Regions from separate parts of the Mus musculus genome. Here region 2 is linked to region 1. The links are chromatin loops, found by intact Hi-C in ENCODE. Cell type or tissue: left cerebral cortex. All regions are shown on one strand. Links, peaks and the distances in the headings refer to the core of each region. The heading gives the core; the rest is flanking DNA. Region 1 holds the start of Gm33015 (a long non-coding RNA gene). Region 2 overlaps Nell1 (NEL-like 1).

Evidence for each region. Peaks named below come from ENCODE experiments on the same cell type or tissue, not always from the same donor. Only the 100,000 strongest peaks of a DNase experiment are listed, where the experiment ranks them.
Region 2: it touches region 1 in a loop (4-fold over the local background); 2 of 42 quality-filtered maps call a loop at or near these places.

Annotation. Positions count from the first base shown.
Region 1 is chr7:51,438,157-51,451,159 of GRCm38, reverse strand. Gm33015 (a long non-coding RNA gene) reads left to right here and starts at 7,085. Exons shown (of 3, transcript XR_391461.1): 1 at 7,085-7,136; 2 at 8,674-8,679; 3 at 8,878-9,270. In left cerebral cortex, for the core only: no CTCF peak of the experiment used is centred there; no DNase peak of the experiment used is centred there.
Region 2 is chr7:50,477,909-50,490,911 of GRCm38, reverse strand. All of the region lies in intron 13 of Nell1 (NEL-like 1), which reads right to left. Among named protein-coding and RNA genes, the nearest start is that of Nell1os, 91 kb to the left of the region's middle. In left cerebral cortex, for the core only: a CTCF peak has its summit at 5,400 (motif pointing right); DNase peaks (open chromatin) are centred at 5,407, 8,548 and 8,718; H3K27ac peaks cover 341 bases.

The DNA of each region.
Region 1 (13,003 bases), core at 2,241-10,240:
TCAGTATATTCTGAGGCAGGTGCTGAGAAAATTATTGTGTGAGTGGACCATAACTTCAATGCCCAGTGTTGTCAAGGAGAAACATAAGTTCCTGTTGGGGAGGGATTGTCTTGTGCTCAGTAAATATGAGACTGATAATTGCACTGGTGTTCCAGCCCTAAGTGCAAACTCTATAGTGCCTGCCAGTATCAGTAAAGATATTTAACATCTCCAATAACCCAGGAGATCATTTCTAGAAAGGTCAGGTGGGATACTGCAGGTTGTATTCTCAGTATGGTGCCTGCATATGCTGAGTCCCAAATAATTGTTTGCTCTTTAATTATTTTGAATACAGGACTTGACACAATGTCATAGACTAGCAAGTCCTCAAAATATATGTGCTAAATAGTCTTGTAGGCTGTACCCCTGGAAGAAGGAACCTGTAGGACTCTGCCTGTCTTTAATGTTGTTGTTCCAACATTCCCTCTCTAACCATTCCAATGGCAATCCCATCTTAACCTAAAGCTCTCTATTGATTTATCTGTTTCTTATATTTTGGTTCTGCTAATTTTGGTCTGTTTCCCTATTCAGCTATATATTTGAGATGGCATGTTTGTAGGTTTCTTTAAGTTATTTCTACAGCACATCAAGCAATTGCTGACACATAGCAGGCATTAAATACACACTAGGTACAGAAATTCAATTTGTGATCCACTTTTCTTTTGTATGATATGCATAGTTTCAAGTGATTTGGATATTTTCCTCCTTTAAAAATGGCAAGATATTTTTAAAATGCCCTATCCAATGATGGTCAATGAACAGCCTGGTGATCATGCTAGACTCCCAACTTGTTCAGAGTCTTCCTCACTGGGGTACTGTTATATTTTGGCTCTCATCCTAAAATGTGCTCTCTGGGGATGTTGGTCACTCGGTTCATTGCTGTAAACAAGTGCATAGAAAATGAGCTGAAAGGAAGAGGTGTTAACTCTGCTCATGGCCTGATGGTATAGTCAATAGTATCAGGAAAGCCATAGTGGTAGGAGTGGCTTGCACCTGTGCTGGGGTGTAATATTGCTGGATCATATCTGGGCACATCCAGAAACAGAACATAGCTAGTTCTCCAATTTGACTCTTATTCCATGTGAGGATTTATTCTATAGGGTGATGAAACCAGTATCCAGGACAGATCTACCTCCTTGCTTTAGATATCTCCAGAAAGTCCCACAGGCATGCTGTACAGGTGTATTTCATGAGTGAATCTTATTGAAGCCAACTTGACAGTGAAGAGCAACCATCATAGCTTCATATGCAAGTAACATGTTCCTATGTATGGTGATTTTGTTTGTTGAAATACTTCTTTAAGTGTTTGGAGGAAAAGGAATCCAGCAACAATAATACCCAAAGATTATGGAAAATCTCACTTGGATTCCTCAGCCCAAGCATGAAGTTTTGTACTGTGTTGCCTGTCATTGTCTTCAGCCTCCTTATCCACATAAATCACTTCAACTTGCTTGGGTTATTACTTCTGGCCACATTGTCCCCTGGATCAGAAACAAATGTTCATTGAAAATGAGTTTCCAAGGTTTTAAACATAGCAAATGTCACCATCAGCATCATTTCAGTTATTCTGAATTTCAAGTACATCCAATTCACTATTTCACTTCTTAATTAATTAAGTTAATATTACATTTTCATGATAAAACAATCAAAACATCATTCACGTAAAATAAAACTTGTATCCGTTTGTCTATTTGTCAAACACAAAAATATTTTGAAAATGCTTTTTTGTATATGGTCAGGGATTTCACCTATATTAAAGGGTATGTTATATTATATATGCATATTTGCAGGAGTTACTTCAGAGGACAAGATAGCTATTTTTTATTTGGTAACTCATGTCTGTTTTTCTTATCAATTATTGTAACTCTTATTGCATGCAATATTTTAGGATTTTTCAACTCAATGTGCTGGTATAGATTTATTATACCTCTCATTATGTCCTAGATAATTATCACTCATCCTTCCTGGTTCATTTTCACTTTTTGTTTCATATTTCACCCACCTTCCTATGCCTCATTCTATTCTCTGCTACACCTCCCCTAATGTTTTACAAGTATACCAGTTCAATAAGAGTAGATAGGTGCCATGGAAACCAGAGAGTATTTTATAGTGGTTCTGTATGAAAGTCAACCCTGTGCTTTAATGATCTCTCCATGTTGCTGTTAATTTCTCTGATTTGTTGTTTTTACAACCATTCAATATTGCATAAGCAACATTCTGTTAGAGAACAAGAAAGACCACCTTACCCAGTATTCGTTTAGTTACCATGTAATGGCATTTGTCTCATCCTTGTGGATGGAGGAGGAACATAATTGAGAGGTGGTGTTAGTTCATGGGAGGCATACAGCACTCAAATGCCCAGTGTTTTAGAATCACTGTACTGTAGTAAATTCTGGAATTCATCAAATAAAGAACAAAATTTAATGAATTATTTCCAATTGTATTTTGCAATGTGATGTTTCTGCTTGTGTTATCAAGATAGGAGGTTGTATTTGAACTGGATTTGCAATGTGTACTGAACTAGAGAACATGCTGGATATAATGTATAACTCATAAATCAAAATTCCCCGAGAAACCCACATCAAGCTTTTCCCACCTTGAAACCTGGTAAATACTGTGTGAAGCCACAGGATAAAGAGAGAGACCGCACAGAGAGAAGCATCCATGATAGCCAGTATGCACAGAGGACTCCATGAAGAGAGAGACCTCCATAATAGATAGAAAGACTGAATGCTAGTTCCCATGGATGCCTCTATGCAGGATGAGAACTCACAGAGAATGTCTTCCATGATAGCCAGTATCTATGGTCAGATATAAGAACAGAACCCTGTTAGATCACCTTGCCTTAGCTGATTTGTCATGAGATCACCACAGGTTTAGTGATCTCAGACAAGTTCCAAAGGAAAACTTCCCTAATGCACTCAGGTCAGGATGCTGGTCACAAACACTGAAACAGATGATGGCTGTTGATTTAAATCTCCAACTTTCTGGTGTGTTTATAAAGCAACCATGGCAACTGAAATGGTTGTGGTAGTACAGCTTTTGCTTTGTCCTGTCACTATGACAACTGTCTCATTCTGGAAATGTAGAATGCTGAGATAATTTCAGTTATACTACCTTGTGTATATGAGGTTCTTAACAACCTATCATCTATTTATATTTTGGGCATAAGATTTCTTTCTAATTACTTAGGGTTGTATCTGTAGAATGCATTCCAAATGGTAGAAGCACTAGGATAATGGGAATTATATATACATACACATACACTATACAGAAACAGTTTAGCTGGGACATTAATTACAAATTAACTAGGACATACAACAAAAGACAAAACACTATTGGACCACAGTCTGAACTCTGGTCTACAAATGGCAGAATCCATGGAGCTAAAATCTACTTTTCATTGAATGAACATCTGTATATTTTAAAATTATCTCAGAGAATTTTATACATGCATACAATGAAATATGACCATATCTACCTCCAACTCTCTACAGGTCCCTCCTTACACGCCCCTTCCAACTAATCCTCTAGATACAGTTAGTGTTGGTCATAGGTGCATGATAGTAAGGCTATTCATTGGAAAAATTATAAAGCTACAATTGCCACATTGTCAAAAATGAGTGATTATCTCTCCTCCAGGAACAACCAATTGCCTAAACCTCCTCATCAATGGGTGGGTTAGAGATTGTCCACTTCATCTGTGCTGGGATTCCCCCCCCCCCAGTGGTTGTGTAGATGACCATACCTGCTGTAAGTTCATGAGCCATGCTAATTCCTGAAGACAAAGGCTCACAGCACTCCTACCCACCCTTTAGCTCTTACATTTTGGGTCCCATCCTCTAGGCAAGATCTGTAGGTAAACCCCCATGACCCTTCATCAACTGAACACAAGTTACCTATAAAACGAGTGCAGACTGAACACAGGTTGATCTGGGTTCAGATTCTATCTGTGCAGAAAACCAAAGCATTTGGGGGGGGTATTTTGTAAATCTTCTTTTTTTCATGAGTAAATATGGACAATGACAATATACTCGTGGCTTTATTTCAAATAGAGTTCCACATCACAGTCAATTACAGAAGGGACTCATCGGGGCAGAGATTCAAGGCAGGAGGTTGGAAGCATGAACTGAATGTTGCTTACTGGCTGTTTCCACACCACTTCATCATCCTGCTTTAAAAAAAAAAAACTGTACCCCAGGACCACCTGCCTGGGGCGTAGCACTACCCACAATCATCCAGGTTCTTGCAAAATCAATCATCAGTCAAGAAAACACCCCACAAGCCATTCTGCTGGGGGCTATTTTCTCACTTGAGGTTCCTTCTTTCCAAATAGCTCTAGCTTGCATTAAGTTGCCATAAAACTAGCTGACACAGAATGTAGCTGTTCACATTTCACCTGCAGACAAGAAGTAGGCTGAGAGGGAGAGGGAGGGAGGGGGGAGTAAGGAGAGAGAGAGAGAGAGAGAGAGAGAGAGAGAGAGAGAGAGAGAGAGAGAGAGAACAAGTACACCAAAGGAGACAAAAATACTATTTAGAATATTTAGCATTAAAGTTTGTTCATCATTGATTTTCAAATTTAATTCTTTTTGGACAGTTGTTTTCACTTTATGCTTCTCTTTATCCCAGTCAAGATTTAAAGATCACATAGTTGGTTAGAACACTAGTATATTGGTAAAACAATTCAATCCCTTTAATACAGTTCTGGGAGCCATTCTTCACTGGCCTTGCCAACAGCCTAATCGGTTATTGTGCCTTTCTTGGGTCCAGCATGCTTTGGTTGAGATGTTTATAATGTATCTACACACTCAATACAAATTAAGTCTTACAATAGAGATGACGCTTAACGCAATTCACCTTTAAACCTTAAAACTATTTGACTGGTTATCAAAAAGGGAAAAACGTTTAACCTCATTAAAATAACATTTATTCTAGAATTTTATTGTTTAATTTTGGATGTGTTCAACTCAACTATTTTGATGTTAGATATGAGTGGCAGCAGAGTATAATAAATGAACCATGCAATGCACAAATTCTCTGCTAAGTAATAATTACACACAAATTACTCTTTCAAGGAGCAATCTAGTTTTCCTCCTGCCTGCCCTGAGCTCTCCAGTCCTGTCACTTAGAAACACATGGGCTTTGTGAAGATTTAAGGTGTTATAAAATCATCCTCTTATTTTCCTGTTACTATTCACTTGTAGATTCTAGGAACTTTGGATAATGAGTAGGTAACATTTATTCTATTAGAAAACTTTAAAATTTTTATTATTATTAAAAAGCTTGCAGATAAAGATATCACATGATGTTTCATAAGAGATGGTACAACGCTTATTCTTTTTCTGTCAGGGAGTTTTTGTTGACGTCATTGTTCTAGTTTGGTGGTGAATCACTGAGTAAAATATATTTGATGGTGAAAATGAGACATTTGATGTGAAGTCTCACAGTGTTCATTCCAAATGTCAACTCCAACTGTATAGAAGGACTTCAATGAGTTGTTTTGGGTTTGGTTAATTTGGGTGTGTAGTGTTTTTATTCTATAGAAAATTTAAACCGAAAATGTACATTCCTGAGATTACACATGTAAATAAATGTATTAATTTCACCTTATTTTAGCAGATCAATAAAAGTCTTCTTCTTTTTTAAATTGTTAATTATAAAATGATTTGCTCAGGGCCACTGCTAATGTATGATTTAGTGAAAAGGTCATGATCACTAGTGCAGTTCTTAGAAGCTGAATTAGATGGAGTCAAGTGATCAGGTCTTTAGTGTTGACTGCCCACTGCCTTCTCATTCCACTAATATTTACTACACATTGGAACTGGATTTGGATAACATTTTGTGGAGAAAGTGTATTGAGAGAGAGAGAGAGACATTAAAAATAAAAAGGCCAAGATTAAGGAGAAAATAGATAAAAGAAGCTAGAGACTGAACAGGAAACAAGTCTGGGACTCTTCAGGGTGATGGTTACAGGTCTGGGTTTGAAACATGCAGATGCAGAATGGGCAGTCTCCTGCGTTGGTGCTTACTGAATGGCTTCAGGTGATTTGCTCCTGTGTCTACTCCTCAGATTTCTTAACCCTAAATATGAAGAGTGGCCTTCTAAAAACTTCAGTCTTATTGTTGTTCCACCTATAGGGTTGGAGACACCTTCAGCTCCTTGGGTGCTTTCTCTAGCTCCTCCATTGGTGGGCCTGTGTTCCATCCTATAGATGACTGTGAGCATCCACTTCTGTATTTGCCAGGCACTAGCATAGCCTCACTTGAGACAGCTATATCATGGTCCTTTCAGCAAAATCTTGCTGGCATATGCAATAATGTCTGGGTTTGGTGGCTGATTGTGGGATGGTCCCCGAGTGGGGTAGTCTCTGGATGGTCCATCCTTTTGTCTTAGCTCCAAACTTTGTCTTTGTAACTCCTTCCATGGGTGTTTTGTTTTCTCAGAGCTCGTGTCTGTAGCTGCATATGTAGAAGAAGATGGCCTAGTCAGCCATCATTGGGAAGAGAGACCCCTTGGTCTTGCAAACTTTATATGCCCCAGTACAGGGGAATGCCAGGGCCAAGAAGTAGGAGTGGGTGGGTAGGGGGGCAGAGCTCAGGGAGGGTATAGGGAACTTTTGGGATAGCATTTGAAATGTAAATAAAGAAAATATCTAATAGAAAACAAACAAACAAACAAACAAACAAACAAACTTTAGTCTTCCTGAAATTTGCTGGAGGATATCTGCACAATATCCACTACATGTGTCTGGAAAGAAAACATGCCAAGTGTGATGAAGGGTGAGAACATGCCTTGATTCTGATTGCATGTAGTCAGAGCTGATGTGCCAGGCAGGGCTACCCAGGATGACAGGACTAAAGTAAAACAAATCATTTGCAAAGTGATTTCCTGCTGTGCTAAGCTGCCCACTGTGGATACTTGTTAACTAATATAGAGCAGACCTTACCATTGTGAGTGGCAAATTCTGTTACATCACAAAGGACATTGTGTGATATTAATAAATGGGGGGGAGGGAGGCGTGCAAAGAAAGCCTAATGATGTAATGGAACCACCAATCCTTGCAACTGAGGAAGACAGAGAAGTGCAGCATGATTTGGTATGTTGGGCCAAAGGAACAAGTGTCCTCTGGGACAGTTAACTCACATTCATTAAAGAGGTTCAAGCAATGCAGAGAGTGGCTTGCCTAAAGAGCAACACAATATATTTTAAAAATTGCGACAATGTCTTTATAGTCTAGTCCAACCTCAAATTTGGTATGTAACCAAAGATGACCTTTAATTTCTCATCCTCCTGCTTCCATTTCAAAAGTGCTGGCATTATAGACATGTACCACCACGCCAATTCATGCAGTGCTAGGGATCCAAATCAGGGCTTTGTGCCCAATAGGCTAGCATAGTTTCATGCAATATGTAATACGTAGTATGTCGGGTGCCTGCTGTATACAGTGTTAGAGACTGAAGGTTGAGCAATAAATGTTCACAAGACAGTTAACAAGAAAACATAATCTTAAGTAATCTCTCATTTTCTTTGATCCTTTTAAGAATCTAGGTATTGGTAAGAATTCCCTTATTGTTGAGGTCAAGGTCAACTTCTCCTAAAGGCTCTTTCTTATGGTATTTATCATGACAATTTCATGTTAGTCTTTTGTTGTTTACAGTGCTGGGTCTGAACCTAGCTTTGTGCATATTTGGTAAAACCTCCTTCACTGAGCTACATCCCTAGTTCTTTGTGCTAGATTTTTATTACTTAGGATACAATAAATTTACATGTTGTGACCTCTCTTTTCCCTAAAACACTGAGTGTGAGTGTGAGTGTGAGTGTGAGTGAGTGTGAGTGAGTGTGAGTGTGAGTGTGAGTGTGAGTGAGTGTGAGTGTGTGTGTGTGTGTGTGTGTGTGTGTGTGTGTGTGTGTAACTTCACGTGAAGAGGGTTGCCCATTTCGCTAAGCTTTGCCAGGTAAGTAGGCTTCCTGGAGTCTGCCTGCCTCCATCACTCATCTCGATTATAGGCGCATGCTTCTGTCACACCTAGCTCTTTATGGGGGTCTGAGGCTCCAAACTCATGCCCTCATGCTGGAACGGTAAACACCATCTCCCCAGTTCTACATTACTTGTACTTCAAATTCTGTTGGAGGACGATGGTTTCCTCTGATCTGTTTCAGGAGGTTTATACTTCTTTATAGAATTATTCCAGTGTGTGTGGCCCATTAAAAATAATTTGTAAGGCTACAACACACTTTGTAAATGGTCTTTGTAAACAAAAAGTGTCTGTTATATGCCCATGGTCCCCAAGTTATTCAATATACATTAAAGAAAGTTAATGGTCCTAGAGGGAACTTTGTTTGGGAAAGGGATCTAAGCTAAGTAGTGGGCAGTGGTCACTTTGGGAAATCAGGAACAAGAAAGCTTCCGGTGTTTTTGGAAGCTTTCTTGCTCTCAGCCTTACTAGTAAGATGGAATATGAAAGGTCTCCTACCATCACCTATAGGCTCAGACATTTGAACACTTGGTCTCCAGTTGGTGGTACTGTTTGGAGAGGTTCTAAACAATTGAGTCTCTCTAGAGGAAACACATCACTGGGGGATGGCTTTGGGAGTTTATAGCAGCCTCTTCCAACTCTGCTTCCTGTTTACAGTTAAAGGTAATATTTTCAAGATTCCTGCTCCTGCCACTGTGTCTGCAGCTTGCTGCCATGCCACCACCCCACCAGGATGGACTATTATCGCTCTGGAACCTTCTGGGCTAAATTCTTCCTTCTATAAGAAGCTTTTGGCTGGGTACTTCATTACGGCAATGGAAGAGTAACAAACACACCGATTGTATTCTTTCATTTCTCCAGGTTTGTTGCTGAGCAGGCCCTGAAAGTGCCCTTCTTGAAATGTTATCTGAAGCTCTGTGACCTCAGGCAATGCTCATTTTCCATGCTTGAGTAGTTCTGTTTTAGATGGACTTCTTCCAGCTGGACCAAGTGACAGAAGCATTTCTTAGGATGAGAAGGTTCAAACATCTTGCTTTGAAATGAAATCCCAATGCAGTTGCATTAAGCCAACTTTCAATGTCTAGTTCTTAACAGACTTTAGATTTTATAAACTACTTTCTTACCTACAAGAAGGTCTGAGCACCACATACCCTCACCACCGAGGGTAAGTTAACATTCCTCTTGCAAATTATGGCCTTCTTTGACTAGAATAGATTTAGAATAAATGTTTGCTGCCAAAGAAGTCACTTTGGAATGTTATTGCTTCTTTTTTATTTAGTTGGCAGATAAGTATTATGCATATTCTAGGAGTACAAGGCTATAGAATATGGATTCTCAAGTGCAGTACTTTAAGTACTAACTGTCCTTTGGGTGCAACCTGAAATTAATTCACATAAACAAGCACAGTGTCTATGCCCATAAACATAATCTACATATAATGTCATACTTATATGAGATCATTTTAAAGCACAATACCACACAGAAAGTAAGTTTATAGACTCTCCATAGGGTAAAATCCTTTAAGGACATTATTATTATTATTATTATTATTATTATTATTATTATTATTATTTACTACCTTTTAGTTCCTCATATCCAGAAGGCATCATTAGAATGGAGCTGACAGGAGTAAGTAGGAGTTGTTTATTACACAGAATCGCAAACAACAAATTTCAAGTCTGCCTCTTTTTCTTCTCCTTTGTCACCTTAATTTTATTGAAGGTATAAGTTACACCATCACATGCTGGGTTATCTGAACTGAAATAAAGGCCAGTGTGGAAAGTGCTCACAACAGCTCTCTATGTATGGGTAGACCACAAATACAAAATCAGGCATGCTGCTTGACATGAGCCCCCAAACTTACCAGCACATAGAATACCCTTTGTTATCTTGTCATTTGGCATATGAGAGTTCAGAATGTTCCTTTTTTTTTTCTTTTAGCTTTGAGAATGTACATCTTAAATGGCTGTTGAAGAGGTTCCCATAGAACCAGTAAAGTTGTGTGTCAGAGTAACTCTTATTTTCAGAAATACCCTTGACTAGACTCTGTGAGGTCTTTAGGGAGAGAAATTGGATCCTGTTCATTTTTGCATCCTTGCCATCCCAGACTTAGAAACACACTCAGAAAAAACATCGTATACAAGGAAAATCCACTGAATACAAAGCACTGTGGTGGAAAACAAAAGTCAATGTGGTCATTTAATTTTTGTCCAACAGAGGACGGATGGGATCTGCCTTTCCTCCATGAAGCTGTGTGCTGAGTGTGTTTTAAAGCTGTGAGATCTTGAAGCTTGGTACAGTCACACAATGAGTGTCAACAATGCATGTAAAAGAACATTTGCTATGTTCCTTTCTTTTTTTTTTTTTTTTTATTGACCTGAGTAGGCTTAGAGAGCAAAGATTAAAAGGCACTTGAGAAAAAAGTGAAGTTGAGGTGCATGGGCGGATTGGGGTTCATGGTTGCTGTGCTTTTGTAGGCAGAAGAGCTGCCAGGACACCAGTGCTTCCTTGATTCAGGAATAATGTCTGCCAAAGGAGAATAGAAGGGGTGGCCAAGGTCATGAAAAGTCAGGACTTGATGTCCTACTGTAAGATGGAAGATGGAGTGCTCACTGACTGAAATTAAAATCACTGTTTCAAGAAACTTGACATAGGCAACTGTGATCATTTGATGTTGTGCCGTCAAAATGATAATGAATGAAACTAAAATTACAGACACACACACACACACACACACACACACACACACACACACACACACACACAGAGAGAGAGAGAGAGAGAGAGAGAGAGAGAGAGAGAGAGAGAGAGAGAGAGAGAGAGACTTTCCAGTTGGAGATGATATAACACAGGAAAGAGAAGTAGAGGGACAGGGATAGGGAGATTGTCTTCTGCACTCATTTAGTGTATCTTGCATTGCATATGTTGTATAGAGGGACTGGATAGCCTATCAGAGACCTTGTCACCAGAAAAGACTCATTCTCCCTCCCTCAGAAATAATTAATTGGTTATAGCTCATCATCTGGGGCTGGGACCTTGTGAAAGTTCCCATGTGCACACTGTCATGCTAAACATTGTCTTCACGTGGGACTAGTTTAGGTAACCATATAGTAGATTTTATGGGTGCAGCTTTTTTTGTCATTTCTAGCAGGTGAATTTATCAGGTGGCATACTTACGATCTTTCCATCCTTTGTTCTGTGATGTTCCTTAGGTAAAGAATCTGTGTTCTAGACACACTCACTGGGGCTGGGCATCCCGTAGTCAGTCACTTACCCTTAGATGCAGATTCTTGAGTAAAGGAAAATCATGGCTGAGCAATGGCCTAACTGATTCTGGTGACAGCAACACTTAATGCTTTTATACTTAACACCAAAATGACAGTTTGGTGCCATGGTGGTGCATGTCTGCATCCTTGGCACATAGGAGGCTGAGGCAGGAGGTTCAAGACTTCTGACTCAACAAATTGTATGTCAGCCTAATTAAACCACGATAACCATGAATTCAAAACTCTAACCATGATGGGCTTTTCAATGCCATGCCTTCAGTGGAGGGCTGTGGTAACCTCCAGACTAATTCTAGTTTTACATTAGTTCTCATTTTTCTCAGTTCAGGGATGTCACTTTTGGATAGTCACCAAACACCTCTCACCTTTGTATCCTTCTTTGGAAAATAGTGATGATAAATTTACCAGCCTGTGCTCTCATGAGAATTAAATGCACAGTATATATTAAAGAAGAGGCACTCTCCTGATTTATAGTTGTGTTCAGTATCATTTCTTTTTAAAGATTATTAAAAGCAAATGTCCAGCAGTATCGATCTACAGGTATAGATTAAGAGTAGTTTTATTGCTATGTTCATTTAGCACTGCAGTTCTCAACCTGTGGGTTGCATCTCAGATATCTTGCATATCAAGATGTTTACATTATGATTAATAACGGTAGCAAAATTACACCTATGAAATAGCAACAAAAATAATTTTATGGTTGGGTACACCACAACATGAGCAACTGCATTAGCAAGTTGCAGCATTTGAAAGGCTGAGAACCATTGATTTAGCAGAATATTAATAGTGGGGCCTCTGTGGCCTATGGCCTATCTAGTTTCAGGGGTTTGGTCTCATTAACAGTGTCAGGAATGGGTTACATATCATGGAGAGGTCCAATCAAAAAGTATTTGGCTACTCCCATAATATTTTTGCAGCTGTTGCACAAGTATATCTTGTAAACAGGTTTTGTCGATTGGTGAGACAGAGGTTTATTTTTCTCCTCCAGTAGTAGTTTACATTGTACCTTCCAGCATTATGAATGCTAGTCAATAAGGGAGTAGCCTCTATTTGAACACCAGGATGATTTCTTCGTGTTCTATGACATGAATAAGTGATTTCTTCAGTAATAGGACCTTACCTTCAGGTTATAGAGGGTAACCAATAGCATTGGCAACTGTCAATGATTGTCAGGGTCTATGAGAGGAGCCCTTTGGTGAGTGGCTAAACCAGATGTAACCCATTCTCAAAAGTGAGGGTTTTATTTGATAGACTATGATGTCATTGGGGCACTGTTTCCCTTATTTTTGCTGGCTCCACTTAGATTCTTTCCATGCATATACTTCTTTTAGGAAGCTTCGACTGTAGTAGTTTCCGTACTGTTTTCAAATGGCCCATGTTAGTTGTCCCTCCTTATATTCCATCAGTTTCCCTTCACTCCCCTCCACTTCCCTATTTAATTCTCCTATTTTAGTTTCCACCTTATCCCTCTATAACTCTATATCCATCCCAGGAAAAGACAGTTAGGTTTCTGGGTTCTAGGTTAGCTGGATCTACAGAGTAAGTTCCAGGACATGCAGGTCTAGATAGAGAAAGCTGGTCTCAAAAAACAACAACAACTACACACACACACACACACACACACACACACACACACACACCCCAATATATTATAATTCCTCATTTTAAAGCCTCCCCCACCCCCACCCTTGGCTCTTTACTAA
Region 2 (13,003 bases), core at 1,833-9,832, 960 kb after region 1:
CCTTCATCCATTTACCCAAATAAACAAATAATATCTGGGCAGTAAAGCCACCAACCATCCATGCCATTGAGTCAGAACCTGAGATCCAATCTCCGAAGACTTGTCTACCATCAGCAACTAAACCACATTGGTCTCCAGTACTGTAACCTTTAGCACAGACTAAGCATTCCTTTTCATTCCTCATTGACCTGATTCAGGACACTTTCTTACCTAGAACAATGTATTTGTAGGAATTTTCCACTCGAACTTTACCACAAAACCTTCCCAAAGGTACTAAACACCAAGTTCTGTACATTCTTCTTAATGCACAAGACCCTCCATAACATGGTATATGATATACTAAGGACCTGGAATGAGCCCCAGTGGACCATGTGCTAGGTCTGGAAACCAGTCTATGATACTACTGGGAAATGATGGACTTGTAGAAGTTGAGGTCTAGTAGATGAAACTAGGGCAATGATGACATGACCTTGGATGGGTTAGATGAACTCTGTCATAAGGCTACCATCCCATGATTTTAAGTGTCACAAACTCCTCTCCAATCTATTCTTCTTAAAAGATACACCTCTTCACAGGTCCAAATGCACAAGGAAATTGTACATGGAATCAAGGCTCCAAAACTATGAGTAAAGCTTTTCTATTTTTAAGTTGATTGCTTCATGTATTTTGAAGGAGTGGTAGGAAAATGACTGCATCAGTAAGTTTTCCTGTTACTGTGATATAATGTCCGAGAGAAAGTAACATTAGCTTATTTTGGTTTACATTTGGAGAGTCGAGTCCATCATAGCAAAGGAGTTATTTCAGCAGGAGCTGTAGGTAGCTGGCCACCTTACATTTGCACTCAGAAAGCAGAGAGCACTTAGTGCTACCTCTTAGTTGCTATCTCCATTTATTCACTCCAAGACCCCCACCTGGTCATTCCAAGTGGGTCTTTCAACCTCAATCAACCTAGTCTAGAACCTCCCTCACAGATACACCCAAAGTCTGGTCTCCTAGGTGATTCTAGAGCTTATTAATCAATATTAATGATTGTACGAACTAAAGCAGCTCATGGTCTTTTGTTCCCTCATACACGTATGACTTGTTTTTGGAGCTGTCCATTGAATCTGTCTCCACTGATCAGCATACCTCATCTTCTGTCCTGATTCTTGGTGATCTCCTCATATTCAACAAAACTCATCTTTACATTCCCTCAAAAAGCCTTCATTCAACCCCTTCTGTCTTTATCTGTTTTGTTTTGTGTTTAGAGACAGGCTGTGTAACCTTGGCTGCCTTGGAAATTGATCTGTAGATCAGGCTGACCTTGAACTCAGAGATCCTATGTTAAGATTAGTTTGAAAATTTTTGCCTTGGTTTGTATTTGCCACACTCACCTCAAAAGAAAATCTACATTTTACATTTTACATAAATACCTCTCAATTAGAATTTGTGTTTATTAAAGGAAAGAAAGAACCCTACAACTTATTCATATCAGAATTGTCAGACCTGAGCATGAAGCCTGCAGGAAACAGCCACTCGATGAACAGAACACTCAGTGGATATAGTAGAAGCAGATTTCCTAGCTCAGTTTTTGTCTTCAGAGATTTCTGCAGAGATAGATTCCTCTTGTCATATCAAGTCACACACAAATCATCCTTCAATCTAGAGTTCATCTCACTTCTTCCACAGGATAAAAACAAATTTATTTGAGATGTAGGCATTTGTAGGCATCAAAGACTTGAATAGATACAGAAGTAGGGTCTCAAAAACTATCCATTCCATCTTACCATCAGCAGGTCATTAAAACCCTTCAGATGAGTGTTTTCTCCACAATAGAACATATCTCAACCAAAACATTCAATAACATCTATGGAGTCACATGCCATATTATTTGGGCAATCTAGTTCCATTGCAGTTTTAATTACATTGTCCAGTAAATAGGAATCTAGGAAGAGATATGCATTTTGTCATACATGAGCTCTTTAGTGCAACCCCAGAGAATGGCTCTCAATCCTAGAGAAAAGGCTTGATAAACCAAAGGCTGCCTCCACGGGTTGAAAGTAGGGTTTTTTAATGGATGAGAACACTGTACAACCTTTAAAGAGAAAAAACAAAATGCTAGAGAATGGGTATAAATTTGAAGTCAGAAGACAGTCCTTAATGCAGCTCTTAACAGTGGTATAATCTTCAGAAATTGATCTTAACTTATGAGCTTTAATTTTCTCCCTAGAAAAATGAATAAAAAACTTAGCTCATTAACTTAGTATGTATAATTAGTATAAATAAGGTGATGTGAGCTATCTAGCTGTCTAGAAAAGTTGTAGACAGTAAGTAAATATTGCTTCTTTTTCCCCCTTCTTCATTCCACTTCCCCAAGTCTGAATGGTGATGGAATACAAAAGGACAGAATGATATATCTGTATCCTTGTCTTTGCCTTCTCAGTGCCTATGCATAGGGTCATGCTTGGTGTATAGCAAGTTCTCAGTAATCATCTATTTAAAGAGTTAATAAGGATTTTGTTACTTTCCTGTTGCTGTAATAAAACACGATGACCAAGGTAACTTATGGAGGAAAGTTTTTATTTGGGCTTATGGTTCCAAATGGATAGAGTCCATGATGCATAGAGCAGAGGCATCAGAAACAGTGACTGGAGCAGAAGTATGGAAGGCCATACTTCCTAAACCCATAAAACTAGTACTATGTACTGGGGATCAAGCATTCTGATATCGGAGCTGAAGGGACACACTATCATTCAAGCCACCACAAGATTGGAGTGTAGTCAAGGAAAGACTAGATACATGGTAGGCACTAAGCTTTGGGTTTGCTTCAATGAATATTAATTTATTCTCAACTATAACAGCTCTCTGTGCCTTACACACACACACACACACACACACACACACACACACCCCACACCACACTATTAATTCAGACACAAAACCCCAAACTGAGCTTTTCATTTTTTGAAAGCGTGTCTTCTAACCTCAGACAGACTAAATGAATGGTCCATCTGGTTAAATAAAAAAATTCTATTTAACACACTAGCAATTTTATGATTTATAAAATACCTGATAAAAACACAATTGCATTTTAAATGCCTGGACTGAAATCCATCTACTCTAAGAAGGTTAACAGGAACATTAAAAGTCCCAACTGCCTCGAGCCATCTGCCTCACCAGGAAGGACACATCACATGGGTTTCAGAAAAAATACTTTGCACAGTCACTATAAGGTATTACAAGGTAACAAATATAAAATTGCAGAAAGCCAACCAGGAATGATTGAGATTTCTTTGAGAAATTCTATGTAAATGCAGAAAAGCAGGGAAGCAATTGAGGCCAAACTCTAATATCATTCAGATATAATTAGGTAAAAGCCCCTGGGAATAGATATCCTTAAAATAATACAAAGATACAAAGTGCCTTATGCCTATGATATTTTATTCTCAGACTCATTCTTGGAAAGAAAATGAATCATATAATTTCCTCCTTGCATATTTTTGTTTAATTAAAAAGCAACTCATTTGATCGAATTTTAATTTTAAGGTCCATTTTATAGCTGCCAGTTTTAAAGATAAGCAGAAAACTGGATTCGATAAGATAAAACAGCAATAGCTGTCCAGCTAAGTGTCCTCAGTATTACCAGCATTTCATCAAGGTCAACATTATTTCAAGTCCCAGCTTTGTCATTTCCTCCAACTCCCAACAGCTCCAGAACTGTTCTGAAAAGAAAACAAATGCAGACTGCACTTTTCAGAAACATATTTGAAATGGTGTCTTTCAGCCAAACCAGTCTCTGCTGGGTCAAGGTTCCATATACACTTCACTTTGAGAAATGGACAACTTTAATCAGTGTCCACTGGAAACACACCACCTGCCAAGAACCCATAGTGGGACAGCCAGGCAAGAAGAGTGACAGAGAGGAGAGAATTGGGATCAGGAAATAGATTAAAATATAAATTTTCTCAAGCACTCGGATGCAACCACTGCCAGACCACAAACGTTATGTATAAACCAAAAGCTTTGTCCTCCCCAGTCACTCCTTACAGGGTGAAAATGTTCACAACTGTGGCTAAGCACAACAGGATCCTAGAAACTTGGTGAGTAGTCCAAATATTCCCGTGTTCCACAAATTCTGAGCCAAACTCATTCCCCACCAGGATCACGTATCCATACCCAGTAATTTGTGGACCAGGTCAGAGTCAAGTTGGGAAGAAACAATATGCTTACATCTGTCAGGAGCAAAGAATCCAAGGAGGGCAAATGATGAAGAAAAATATTTCAACAAAGAAAGACCTACCCAGGAATCTCACTTTCTGCAGCACATTACTTACATGCTTGAAGAGAGCAACTAATTTTCTTTTGCCAAAGTACTGTTCAACAGTAATGCTATTTCCACTTAACTGATACAAATGTGGCACAGAAAGGTAACATAAATTCATTAAGATTTCATCTCCATCTGAAGACTTCTAAGGAGGGTTTACTGTGATCATGGAACTAAGAACATAGTATTATCCTAACTAATCCCTACAAGAAGAGCAGGGCTGGTAGTCCATTGACACACTGAATTTCACAGTAGAAATTAGAGTGCAGAGAAGGAAAAATCACTTAATAAGGCCATTATAGATAAATGGCTAAGGATATACAGGATCTTTTTCAAATTCACATGCATCACCATGGAAACCATCACTACAGACTATAGACATGACAATTAGACACATTCCATGCCATACATAATCACACACACACACACACACACACATACACACACACACAACTTTTGGACCATATGCACATTGTGTCTAAATGCACCTACACACATACATGTAACCACACAATGTAACCACACAAATTATAAATGTGGCACACAGGCATACCATCAAACACACATGTACACACACACACACACACACATGCACGCATGCACGCACACGCACACCTACCTACCTGTTTGGTAGAAATTCTTGAGTTATCAACTGAGGAACAATTCTCTAATTTGATAAAGGATCTTGGTTCTAAAGCCAAAATCATTGGAGAAAACAACAGTAAAATGTCAATGTGCATCTTTCTAGACCAGAAGAACAGCCTGGCTGCACAGATGAGCCATGTGGTATTCACCTAGGTTTGAGAAAATTATCTAAATCTGGGTTGTATATATGATCAATCAATTTAGAATCTTTATGTAGAAGAATGGGGGGTCCTGGACCCCAGTATTCTCCCATATCAGAAAACTGGGATGTGGGGTCATTTAGTGTTAGCAATGCTTTTTTCTGCCCTTCCAGGATGCTTGAACACAAGCAACACACAAAAACCCACAGTGTGGAGAAGGCAAGAGGCTCTACTTTCACGTCTAGTCCCTCAAGCCCCTCTGCAGCCCTTCAGCAACAGGACAGGTGCACCAAGCAACACTAGGGGGCAGCCTTTCAGTTCAGCTAAAACTACAAAGCTGACAATGCTAAGCCAAAGCAGAAAGCCCTGGCTCCAGCAGGTCCCATGGCAACCTGGAAGCACCTTCTTGACTGTGTTATCTTGGTAAAAGATAATGGATGCTTGACAGTTACATAGCCTGACTAGGAGAAAGTAAAGCAAGAACCCAACAGACTCAGCTTCCCTTTTGTTCACAGGGCACCTTATAGCATCTTCTTAACATGCCCTTGCTACACAGGCCTCACTAGACTACAACAACACTTACCTTACTGCCACAGGACCTTTGTCCGTCACTCTTCCCCCTTCTTCCTGAAATATGCTCATCCTGTAGTGCCACGTATGGGATTCTTTCTTAATCCTCAAGCATAAGCTAAAAACCCACTTCAGTGAGCCTTCTTCCTGTCCCTAGTGACTTGCTGGAACTGCCCTGCTTGGTTTTCCTCAAAGCATTCATTACTGGTTGTGGCCATTGTCGTTATCACAACTTGAAATTGTCATTCTAGAAAACACACAGTGAAAACTGTCCTCTTACTCACATCTTCTCACCTACATTAGTTCCACAGGAGCAGGAACTCTGTTCATGTTCATCTTTCTCTCCCTAGCAACAGCACCTAACTTTCAGTCAGAGCTTGACAAATATCTGACAAAATGATAAGTCAAATGCATAATCAATGAGCAGGTCATTCATTTAGGTTGCAGGGAATCTAAAATAGGAGATCCAGACCCCTATGATATTTTGTGAAAGGGGTTGCCTAATGCCAAAGTTAAGTCTCACCTTCCCTTACTGGTCAGGTCACCAGTACCACAGCCAAATTCAGCCTATGTCAGGCAATGCCTGTGTTCTTAACTACTATGTGGCTATAGTAGGTGGGTGCCCTTCATAAGTACAATCAAAGTCACTATGTAAAACTAGAACAAAAACTATATGGTTTTCCCCTGGTGTTTTTTCTGTGAACTGTGGCATATAGAAGAAAGAAAGAAGGTGGAGTAGGTACCCTGGGACAACTGACCAAATGGAGCAAGCATCTATTGTATGTTGTGAAATTCAAGTTCTAAGACCACAGCATAGCCCTAAGTGCTACAATACAAAGAAATGTGGTATCATAGGGATCTAGCATATGCATCCCTGTGTGTGTGTGCATGTGTATGTTCAGGAAGAAGTGTGCATACATGGGAAGTCAGAGGCCAGCCTGTCATTCCTTGGGTACTGTCGACCTTGTTTTCTGAACCAGGACCTCTGTTGGCCTTATAGCTCACCAAGTAAGCTGGGATGCTTGTCCAGCAAGACCCAGGGGACTGGCTTGTCTCTGCCTTACCAGGACTGTGAAAGAAAGCATGACACCACGATTTGGTATTATCCATAGATCTGGGGGATAAAATTCAGGTCTTCATCCTTGTAAGCACTTTACTAACTGAGCCATCTTTACAGGTGCATATGTACAATTGTTTTAAAAAGAAAATTCACTACTTTAACTCAGAAGTTGCTGGGTCTTCTATTTTGGTAATATGTCATCAGAAATAAAACGCCTCAAAGGAAATTCAAACTGGTCCCCAACCCAACTTACTGACTCCATACAGATGAATCCACATGATAACGTGCAGAGGGATATTCCCTGTAATTAACTGTCAGTGGGAGAAAGTTGACTAATAGTCCATAGAGAGAAGCTGAGCCACACTGTCCATTAGCTGCCCAAGGACCAGTTGAGGGAAGGCTCATAAACCAGCTAACCTCTTAGGGTTTGCCATAAAAGTCACCAGCTGATCCTTTCCTTCCATGAATCTATAACCCAAAGAACAGACATAATGCCTGCCAAATCCTTCCTCCTCTCAATCCACTAAATTCTATTATTCTACATGAAATTCCAGACTCTTTCCCCACCTCTGTCTACCTAAGTTCTGGGGAGCTCAGAAGCCTCTTCAAAACAAGACACCCTTTTGTCCATATGTATAACTCCAACAATTACTTCCAATAGCCTTGTACCAGTTTCCTTTCTATAGCTGTCATAAAAATATCTGACCAAAAGCAACTTAGAGGGATGGATTTACTTAGCCTACACTTTCAGGTCACAGCCTATCACTGAGGGCAACTCAGGGCAAGATCTGGATTAGAATATTGAATAACCAAATTATGGAAGAACTCTGCTGTCTTACGTGTAGGGTCATGTTTTGTTAGCTTTTCTATACAGCTCAGGAACACTTGCACAGAGGATGGTGCTGACTGAAGTTGCCTGGGCCTTTCTGTACCAATTAAAAGTCAAAACAGTCCCCCACAGACATGCCTACAGGTCAGTCTGATCTGGGGGATCCCTCAATTGAGACTCCCTTCTCAAATGGCTCGAGGCTGTGTTGGGTTAACAATTAATGCTAACTACAATACACTGATTCTACAACTGGTTTTAGTATTTGGCTAAAGCTATCCTGATTTTCCCACAAGTGTTTTGAGTGTGTATGTCTATTTACAATAATCGATCCATTGACTTTATGACAAAGACAGGGTCAACTTCTGTATGTCTCAGTGTCATCTACACTCAAGGTTCCTGTCAAATTGTATCAAGAATGTTAACATGGGCAGTCAGAGGAGGCACAAGAGAGAGAAATGCTTGCCAGTGGGGCCTTAGCTTGAAGATAGTTATTTGCACAGTTTAACTCTCCTGTAGGTTATGGCTGGTAATGACAAACTAATCCAAAGACATTCCTTTTCAAAAATATTGGAGGAAATTGAAGAATATCGTAACACACAGGCATTTGCTACTAAATGTGAAGACCTTGAGAAAGCCTCAGCTTGTATCTTACAGCAGAGGTAAGACAGTCTTAAATGACCCTTGCACCATCATCCCTAGCTGAGAATCTCCTTCATTACCTTTCAAGGAGAGTTTTGTCATGAAATACTCCACAAAAACTGATGTAAGGAGTGCCACATACTACATCCCCTGCAGAGTGACTCAAAATAATCCTTACTAAAGGCACTGAGAAAACTTTAGTAAATCTAACTGCTGTTACCTCAGCATCTCCCATATCCATAGGCACCAAAGCCATTTTTCCAACAAGGGCTGTTACAACTTCGCAAAAAAATGTTTCCATGGAGTGTTGTTTTAGTTAATGCATTCAGTGTTATTTCTGGAAGCCCATGCCACCACCTGCCTCACTGCCATGAAGGTGGGGAGATGCACTTCTGGATACTTAGAGTGAGCCATGTTTTGCTGCTATTGTTGTTCTCTAATCTTCAGCACCGATGATCCTCCACTGACCACTGACGTACACACATTCTATTTTTTGCATCCATTCCTCTCCTGCCGGATCCAGAGCTTTGTCCCTTTGCAGGTTCCCTGCTGGCTGGCTCTCAATTCAGAGGCAGGAGGTGAGAAAAGCAATGCTGCCTCTTCCACTGGCAACAGCTTTAGAACAGCTCTGACCAGCTGTCGCAGCATACAGCCCCATATCTCTGTCTTCTGTGTGCCCTGCAACCCCTCTTTTCATCCTTCAGCCCTGAGAGTGATGATGGTTTCCTAACTCTGATTCTCCTGATTCATATCCTTCTAACTCCAAAACGTAGGCTCACCACAAATCCATTTGGAGATAAATTCTTGTTTTCCGTTCTAACTTTGGTTGATGGAGCAGGGAAGGAAACCATTAATTATTAATGTCTTCTGGGTTCGAGGAATTATACAAGATAATTGCATTCATGTGTCATATAATTTGATTCTTGTGACAACCTTTGATGATCAGTATTCTTGTCCTCATGAATGAGCTAAGAAGCTCAACACAGAGTCTCTTAGCTTATCTTGCCCAAGAGAAATAGATACAGAACCAGAGGACATTCTGGAATGCTACTTTCTGTAAACCTCTTTCTAAGACCCTGAACTAAACCTTGTTGGCAGAGTAGAGAAGAGACAGAAAAGGACTAGAGACAAAATAGAGTCAGCACCCCCTCCACAACTGTGATAAATAAAATTCACCCTTCCCCCCGTCCCAAGTTCAAATAGAATCATGAGGCTGCACGATGATGGGGCTCCTGATCCTGACTTTGCTCCAAGGAATGTACTATCTAAGACAAGGTCCTCCAATAAGGGAGGGGTCTTTTCCTAGATTTATGTTATTCAACACAACTAATACATGAGTCCCAAACCCAGCTTTGCATTGTATCTTTCTATAGTTGAATAAATAAGAAATAGTTTGGCACCATTAGTCTTTGCATTCTTTGTGGCTTAGGTGGCTCAGGCTCCTAAACCCCAAACAAGAGTGTTATCGCCCCCAGTTCTGCATCTGACTTGATTAAAGACTGCACAGCCAGACCTTATTTCTCAGCTGCTTAGATGTTCTCTTTCCATACCAGTTCTATTTCAAATAACCACACTCAAAGTTATCATTTGCTGATCCATTCATTTGTGTCAGTCACCTGACTGGTTTCCATGTCTCTGAGCTGGGGTTCTATAATTGATTGTCTGGATTCACAGCCAACTCATTCACTTATTAGTTGGACAAGTAGCTCAACTTTTCAAAGACTCGTTTCTTCCATTTTAAAAATGAAGGCAATAATAATGTCTGCTGATATAAAATACTGTTCTGTACTCAGCACATAAAATGATAATAGTGTTATTAATAAACATATATAGCTACATAACACTTGCTATGTGCCTGGCTCTGTTCCAAGTGCTTTGTAGGTCCTATCTCCATTATTTAACAGTCCTTTAAGGTAGATATTATTATTATTCTTTAACTTTTGGGACTGAGGAAACTGAGCCTCAGAGCGTTTGAAGAGATTTGCCTAAAGGCACATGTCAATATTCAGGAAGGCAGGCTTTTAGAGATGGAGAGAGGGAACAAACGTATAGTGTATGCTCAACAAATTTCTTTATCTCTGAGTTCAGGGCCTTCTTCTCTTGACCACTCACAGTGCGTTATTCTGCTGCAATGATCATTCCCACTTAGTATTCTGTTCAGACCAATTGTTCAGTGACTTTCTCTGAGCCTCTAAAGAAAATTTAGTTCTTGTAGTATACATCGCAGCTTTCCACCTGCTGTGACTACTTCATTCCCCATTATGCCCCGTGGTCAGTCAGTATAAAAGCAGCAGATACTGGGTCACAAAGGTTCATGCCTTCTCCTCTGTCCCCACTAACTCATCCTATTGAGATGAGGTCCTAGTCACAGAGTAGGAAAGAAAATCTCACATCAGAGTTGGGATACTTATGCTGTCACATAAATCAGTATTCTCAAAATCTCCCTCCATTACTGACATATTTCAAAACCTAGAACCTCACTGTATTGGGTTGCAACAGGTTACTGATGCAGTGATAGCCTTGAACATAAAAAGAAAGATGCAAGGATGTGAGCATGTGTACACATCTCATGGTCTCAAGTCACTTGAATCAGTTAGAGCATAATATCCTACAGAGATTGTGGGGAAATGCAGGCTGGTCTCCAGTTGAGCTGAGGTCTGAACCCTGAAGAGTGATAATTCACCTAAATGACATGGTAGGTGTTCCCTTATGCTCTTGGAACTCTGGCTCCTGCATAAGTTACTGCCCCCCACAGCCCCCATAAGAGAAGCATGGTCAGTAGTCATGTAGGCAATGGCCCAAGCTTCTGACATTCAGGCTAAACTCCTCCCCAGTTACCTAGCAACAATAAGATAAGTCAGCATACTATAGAAGGGGCTTTTAGACCCCCACCTCGCTTTCTCACTCCTTTGTTCTCTTACCTCTCACTTCTCTCACTCTTCTCTCCTCTTTCCTTTCTCTTTGTCTTCTCCTCTCCTCTTTCCTCTCCTCTCTCCCTCTTACTCTCTTTCTCTCTAGCCTTTTCCTTCCTTCCTTCCTTCCTCTCTCTCTCTCTCTCTCTCTCTCTCTCTCTCTCTCTCTCTCTCTCTCTCTCTCTCTTTCTCCCTCCCTCCCTCCCTTCTCTCTTTCTCCCTGCATTTCTATAATAAAGCTCTAAAACCATAGAGAGTCTCTGCTCATCAAGATCCGCTGCACTCACTCTGGACAGTGCTGGGAACCTTTTCCCTCATCCCTCTCTCCTAATAATCCTGGAGGCTTTAGCAAAGTAGCTCTGGGGTTCCCAAGTAGGGCTGCCCCTTGACCACCCCCTGAACAGTGGGCCAGAGGCTGAATGCCCATCCAGGGATGAGTGGAAGGTAGACAGCAGCCCTCCCACTTCTGACAGACCAGAGAATAGGTAAAACTCTGGCAGAGTGTGGGTTTTCCCCTTCCCTGTCTTCCCCTGGGCCCCTTCTTAGTTCCCAACAAGAGATGAATAGGCAAGAAAGCTTTGGTTTCCATCTAACCTCCACATGGGCAAGAGCTTGCCCCAGTTTTTCTCTTTATCACTCCATGCCCTGAAGCCCATCATGGAGCCCACTCATGCTCCCCTGCAAGCACATGCACTGCTGCACACTTGCTGATCCTTTGAGCACAGTTCACATTCCTTAACTTCACGCATTCTCTATGCAACATCCATATCTCGTGCCCCTTGGTCACTCTGTTCTTCACTTATTTTAAGGTGTTTTTGTCCTTTTCTTCCTTTCAAATTCAACTTCATACTTCTCCATTTTCTTGAGTCTATTCTATCTCATCCTCTTTTTATACTTTCTGCTACCTGTGAGCCCCACCCATGGTTTACTTTCTTGTTCCCTGTCAGTGCACCAGTCCTAACACAGATCACTTATACATAATCAAAACAATGTGTCCTTTATTATTTCTGGACTCTCACTCAGTTCTGTTAAGGCACAGATGGATACGTCATTTCATTGTGACTTTGTGATGTAAGCCTATATAAGTCAGGAGTCCCTTTGGAAAGAAAAGTAACTCAACTGTCAGTCTGGGGTTCACTGGCATTTCAGATTGTTATATAACAATGGCTCTCAAAACTCCTAATGCTGTGACCCTTTAATACAGTCCCATATATTGTGGTGACCTCCAATCATGAAATTATTTTGTTGCTACTTCATAACTGTAATTTTGCTACTGTTATGAGTCATTATGTAAGTATCTGATAATATCTGATATGCAGGACATCTGATATGCTACTTGCAAAGGGATTGCAAAGCACAAGTTGAGAACCACTACTATGGACCCTTCTACATCAGAGCCATAGAAGCCCAAGACACTGGGTAAAGCTTACATGAATTCCAATGGGTTGTGAATAGACATAATCAATCAGTCTACATTCACTTGTCCCCAGAGAGTCTTACTCTTTGAGGTGTAATTATTTGTTTCACACATACACACACACACACACACACACACACACACACACACACAGCAAGTGAAAATAGCCTCTTCTTTGATTTCAGAAAGAATGAAACAAATAAGAAATAAAAACACCCATGTAATATGTACTTCCATTTGGTAGATATAGCTATTTTTAAAGACCTCAAGCCATATAATTTGGAACTCAGGTAGAGATTTGAGAAATATTTATTGACCATCCCAGTCTCTACACAACAGAGAACACACCTATAGGGGTTGGAATGGGTGTTGGGTGAGCCAAAGCCCTAGTATGTTATGGATAGTTCAATGACACTCAAATCATTTTTCTTGAAAGGGATAATGGCTTCCTCCTAACAGAAGATCTGACAAGAATTAGATATCTTTGC